2 separate regions of the Mus musculus genome follow, and region 2 is linked to region 1. Evidence: chromatin contacts called from ENCODE Hi-C or POLR2A ChIA-PET data. All regions are on one chromosome and are shown on one strand. Each heading gives the region's core, a stretch centred on a gene start or an enhancer-like site at or near the end of the contact. The rest is flanking DNA. Distances are from core to core; before and after follow the strand shown. Region 1 holds the start of Airn (antisense Igf2r RNA). Region 2 overlaps Igf2r (insulin-like growth factor 2 receptor).

Evidence for each region. A loop is a pair of places that touch in the nucleus more often than their neighbours do. ChIA-PET counts read pairs that join two places held with the same protein, here RNA polymerase II (POLR2A).
Region 2: a map of T-helper 2 cell shows a loop between it and region 1 (2.1-fold over the local background). The contact joins the enhancer-like site here to the promoter of Airn in region 1. A Hi-C loop is called at or near these places in 1 of 37 maps with a recorded cell type or tissue (T-helper 2 cell). POLR2A ChIA-PET finds 5 or more read pairs at or near these places in 2 of 5 experiments (Patski and embryonic stem cell).

What each region holds. Positions count from the first base shown.
Region 1 is chr17:12,739,708-12,742,681 of GRCm38, forward strand. Airn (antisense Igf2r RNA) reads left to right here and starts at 1,604. Exons shown (of 3, transcript NR_027773.1): 1 at 1,604-1,717. It overlaps Igf2r (insulin-like growth factor 2 receptor), which reads right to left. Exons shown (of 48, transcript NM_010515.2): 3 at 575-699.
Region 2 is chr17:12,688,461-12,691,160 of GRCm38, forward strand. It overlaps Igf2r (insulin-like growth factor 2 receptor), which reads right to left. Exons shown (of 48, transcript NM_010515.2): 41 at 2,697-2,700; 42 at 1,672-1,786; 43 at 530-676; 44 at 1-43. Among named protein-coding and RNA genes, the nearest start is that of Slc22a1, 14 kb to the left of the region's middle. Within about 2 kb of position 1,294, at least 2 of the 3 ENCODE cell types and tissues checked have a DNase peak (open chromatin) inside an H3K27ac peak, as active enhancers do.

The DNA of each region.
Region 1 (2,974 bases), core at 354-2,853:
AGAAAGTATGACTTCATCCATCCTGTAAGGAGGTCCCCGAGGAGCCCACGAGCAGCAGAGCCTGGGCAGAGGCACCAGATCCCACCCCAGACAGCCCCTTCTGGCAACCAGACCAGTTAACTCTAGTTAACCCCTGCAGAGCAACAGTTAACTTCTACCTTCCCCAGCCCATGAGAAAGACCAAGGTGTTCACCTCCAAGTCCTGTTTCTCCTACAGTAAACACCAAGCTCTTAAGAACAATCAACAGAAGTAAATCAGCAGCTAGCTTGCTCTGCAACATGACCTCCATGGTTCATGCTGCCACAAACAGACTTTAAGATCTCAATTTGCACAATAGTGTGGTTATAGGTTGGTCTAAAATTAACATTCATCCTAACTCAAGTTTCACTCCAATTCTCACCATCTTTAAGACACATTTAGTTGGTGGTTCTGGGTGGTAGTGACGTGATGTGAATATAAATTGGGGGGAGGGGGAAATTGACCATTTAGTCCTCCAGGATCAGAATTCCTGTAACAAGAACACCAGAAGGGGAAAATGTTCTTAACAAAGAGCTTGAAGAGGGCCCCACTCACCAGGGTCTTCCCACACAGAAATGTAATGCTAGTCTGGATTCTGTGCTGTGAATCTGAAGGCTGGCAGCCCATAGTGGTGTTGAATTCCAGGAGTGATCTGGCTGAACTTCTCAAAAGTGAGTCACCTGTTTGGAGAGGATAAGAATGAACACACAATGAACAAACATAAAAGCACGTAGGCTCTTTTCTCACAGATAAGCACTAGGCAAGCCAGGAATGTTAAACACGCAGGGTTGTCTCTTCAAAGGGAGAGTAGATAACCTGTTTCCAGCCCAGGAGGCTGGGGGCAGGGGTGGTTAATAGCCTGGTGACCTCTGTGCTATTTCTGTAAGGCCAGGCCACAGCAGCTGCCCCAGACCCCTCCCATGAGCCTGCTTCCCCCAGACTCCTCCCATGAGCCTACTTCCTTAATCTATAGAATCTATCTATACAGAAGACTCACTTGAACCTCACAAAAGAATCAATGTAGTCATAAGTAAAGATTTATTGAACACATGGGATGGAGTTAATTAAAACCAGAGAACTTTTTTTTAATTGTGCTTTGCTTAAATGTGCCTAAAATAAACTGTAAGTCTCAAATTTTGAACCAATACTGGCAACTGAGTTGTGTGGAAGAGAACTGCCTGTTTATGTCCTGTAAAACTATGCTTTTGGTGGCTTGGTGGTCAGGAAAACCTTCACAGGAGTGGCACTGCATACTCTGCATCCAAGCAATGGAAAGACTAAGAGAAGTGTATCTCTCTCGGGGTTCAAGACAAGCAAGGACTACTCAATTAGACAACAGCTTTTAAAAAGAAGAAGAAGAAACATAACCGTAATATCTGTTATTCAAGTCTGCTTGAAATATCTGGTCTCTCTGGTGTTCCTCTAAATCTTTCTGACCTGCTCAGCAGGCAATTTATAGAAACACTTCCAGGACTGTAAGGCCATCTAAAACACAGGCTCCAGGCTGGAGCAAGAGGAGGAGCCAAAGCCTGGTGAGGTTGGGCTGAGCAGGGGGGATTAAGTGACACAGTTGGGGCGGAACTTAATAATCTCCACCCCCTGCCGAGGCTTCAACATTATATCTATCCCTCCTTGCTCTAGCGGGCAGCAAGAAGCACAGCACCGCCAGTTACCACGCAGACATCCTGGGGAACTGAGGTAAGCTAGGGTTCCCCGCGTGAAGCGCGGCAATGCGAGGGGAGGATTCTGCAGATGAGGGTAGGATTCCGTTGCAAGGGGAGGATTCCACGCGTTAGAGGATTCCGCAAAGGAAGGGTTCCACAGGAGGGAAGGGCTCTACGCGAGGTGAGGGTTCCACTGATCCGGCAGCTCGAGGGCTCCGACCAAGAGTTCCAGGCCGCTCAAAGGTTCCCCTACGCGAGATTCAGCGCTAGGGTGAAGATTTCTGGGCTACAAGAAAACTCAGCACTAGGGTGCCCCACTGCTCACCAGTGTTCTGAACTACACGAGGGCCGATAGGGCCGGTAGAAAGCCGAAAGCCGCGCTGCCGCCATGCCGCGTCAGCAAGAGGAGAAGGGAGGGGGGCGTCCAGCGCGGGCCGACTGCTGCACTGGGGGGGGGGGGGGTTTACGGGCGATCTAGAGCACGAGGGTGCCACGCTGCGCAAGGGGAGCAGGGGTTCGCGCTAGGGCACCACGCTGCTGGAGAGTTGGGGGGGGGGGTGGAGATCGGAGGATTTCTACACGACCTGATCCGCGGTTTGCGGGGCAGGGGGAAGGTTCGGTGGGTTCCGCGGCACTGCGCGAGCCAGGGTGCTGGCGTGTGCGCTGCCCCCCCCCCCCCCCCCCGTTCAGAGGATTTTAGCACAACTCCAATTGTGCTGCGATTCTGGTTGTGCCGAGTTGCGAGAGAGGCTAAGGGTGAAAAGCTGCACAAGGAGGGGATTCGGAGGGTTTAGAGGGTTCCGCGGCACTGCGCCGCAGTGCTGCCCGAGGGTTCGGAGCAATTCCGGTTGTGCCGTGATCCTTGGTTGTGCTGAGTTGCGGTGAGGGAAAGGGAAGGGAAAGCTCAGAGGGTTCCGAGCTATCCTGAGGGTGCGAAGCTGCACAAGGGCAGGGTTCCGAGGGTTCCGCGGCACTGCGTGAGCCCCGGTGCCGCGCTGCCCAAAGGTTCGGAGGGTTTTAATGCGATTCCGGTTGGGCTGTGATTCTGGTTATGCCAAGTTGCGCGAGGGGAGGGGAAGAGACGGCTCGGAGGATTCCGAGGTATCCTGAGGGTGCAAACTGCACAAGGGGAGGATTCGAAGGGTTCTGTGATCAGGGCCAACGCTCAAAAGTGCCATGTTACAGGAGAGATGAACTCAAAAGTGCCACGTTGCAAGAGAGGCAAGCTCAAAAGTGCCGCGTTGCAGGAGACGGAGGGAAGGGCAGGGTTTGGCGCTATCCTGGCTATGCA
Region 2 (2,700 bases), core at 44-2,543, 52 kb before region 1:
GTTGTCCCCATTGGTCCTCATGTCTCCAGAGGCGCTGAAGAGCCTGAGGCAGAGGAGAGCACAGCGGTCATACTCCTTCCTCTGCATGCTCCAGCCCTTCTCTAACACTCCTTGCCGTTAACGCTACATCGGCCTGCCCAGCCCCGCCTCCTGGAATGACTGCACTATCTCACACACTGCGGACAGCACATGCAGTGCACTTGCCCCAAGACAGCCCGTGACACCGCTAAGAGATGGACCTTACTTTTAGCTAACATGCTGGTCAGCCCAGAGTTCCTTGTTCTCTCTGTGTCCCGAGACTCTTGGCTCCAGCAGTAAGGGCAGAGGGAAACTGCTTTTTATAAGAAATTCACCACTGAGTGTCAAATGACAAAGAAGCAGTCCTTTTGCTTGGTGTAAGCCAAACTTGGTCACTTCCCAACTGTCACTGAAGCCTAGACTGCCTACCTGGCAGCATGCCTACAGGGCAAGACTTACGGTCTTGTTCCCTCGGAGTGTGTGTCAGCCAAACAGGCAGGCTTCCACTTACTTAAAATAAATCTCGCCGAGGCTGAAGCTCTTGCCGGTCACAGGGTTGGTGAGCGTTCCGTTCACCATGGTCACCTCCTGAGGCCTCACCGCGCAGGCAGCCCGTGAGTACCAGTAAAAGTAGTAGGTGCAGCTGACACTGTCAAACCTGAGAGGGAGCAGACACGGTTACCTCGGGGCCACACACAGCAAGGCTGCCACACACATAGCTGGAGAGGCCTGCAAGAGGCAGTCGCCCGGGTTCTTAAGGGTCCTTGGGAGCCACCGCTGTTGGTCCCCACGGGGACTGTGTGAGTGACAGCTCTGGGCCAGGACGACTGTCCTGGTCACTATGCTTCAGCACAGTACGAGGATAACATTAGCAACGTGGGAAGCAGACGAGGATGCAGTGCCTGCTCACCCTAGGGACACAAACCTGTGACTCCAGCCACTGAGACAGAGGTAAAAGGTGGCAAGTTCCTGTCACAGTTACAGAACAAATCCAAGGCCAACCTGGACACGTTAGTGTCATCCTGTGTCAAACAACAAGACAGCTGGAACTACCGCTCAAGAGCACAGCACCTGCCTGGTTTGCTCGAAGCCCTAGGTTCAACCCCCATCCCCACAGAGAAAAACCAAACTCAATAAAAATGCCTTAGCATATGAAGCTGGAAGCTCTGAACCGAGACTTGTACAAATAGTCTCTTAGTCTCAGAAATTAAAGACCCTTTCAAAGCAGTTTCCAAAACAGCAGTTCACATGCTCCCCCTGTTGGCCACAATCCCTCTAACATCACCCAACAACTGCCTGCAACACCCAGAACCTGCTTGTTGGTGGTGCAATCAGCACCCCCTTAATTCTCCCATGATGAGGGGCAGCAGCCAGATCTGCACTGCTCAGGCTAGCGTCAGCACCTCCAAAGCTGATTCAGGAGTATGTTTCTTAAGGCAAACCAGGCTAAAAAAGCTGAGGTGGCCTTAGCCCTCAGATGGAGTAGGGGTACCTCCTGTGGGAGACAATCTGTCCTCTAAGGCCTCAGTCTCAGTGGGCATTTCTGCCACACACAGTGCCAGTCCCAGACACCCTCTCCTCTGTGTGCACATTCCCAACTCCCACGTGGAAATGGGGGAGGCAGAGAGCACAGTGTGCTCGCCTGTGGCTCACCTCTTGAATGCAGGCCTGCCCACAGTCTTCGCACAGGTCAATTCGATTACAGACGATGCAGTCTTATTCCCACCACAAGGATAGCCTTTCGAGTAAGTAACAATGACCGTTTCATCTGAAACATGAGACAATGAGTTGGCATTATTTCTAGTGCACTGCAGAACAATATCGGGGCTTAAAAATCTACTGCAAAGGCAAGTGCCGGCTGTCTAAAGGTGCCCTCCATACTCAATGGCAGTTACTGGCCCATACACTCAACCCATACCACCATAAGTAAGGAAGCAGCAAGACCATGAGCTTCCTGGATCCTCAGGAATGAATGCTAAGCCTCCATGGCCACACCTATATGACTAGCATCCAGCTCTACAGTAGTCAGGAACTTCGGGAATAGAGAATTCCTAAGATGTGAGTTTGCCCAGCTGGTTCATGTGTTGAGATTTTAATTCTCAAAGGGAGGCCACTTTCTTGATTGAGTTTGTTATTAAAGGCCATGGGAATTCCCTCAGAATCCCCTCTCCATTTCAATATCCATGTCACCTTGTAGTTCAAACAGCGCAATCGGGATCCTACTCTAGCCTTAGAGGCAGAGTAGAATGTCTAACCCCCAACACAGCCTGGTCCTTGTGTGCTCCCTTAGTTGGGAAAATGTGCCTGTCCTCTAACAGCCGATCCCTTCCTTCCCTTGATGATCGTGTCATGATTCCTAGCCAAGAGCTCAAGGGAACACGGAGCCATCTGTACAGCGCCCTGTGTGACCATAGCTTTTTTAGATGTGTGTAGATGTACATTGAGAAGCCAATGTGCATCCGGAACATGATCAGCGAAGGTGCTTTGAACAGGCTCCCTGTGCCTCAGAGTATCAAAACAGCATGGACTTCATGTTCCAGGAAGGGGGTAGAAATGCTTCAACTAGTCACCGGGTTTCCACCAAAGCTCAGGCACTTTCTCCATCACACCAGGGACAGCCTCACCTTGCCAATCTTGATGCAGCAACTGAGTCAAGTACAAACACCCCAGAGCCTTACCTAT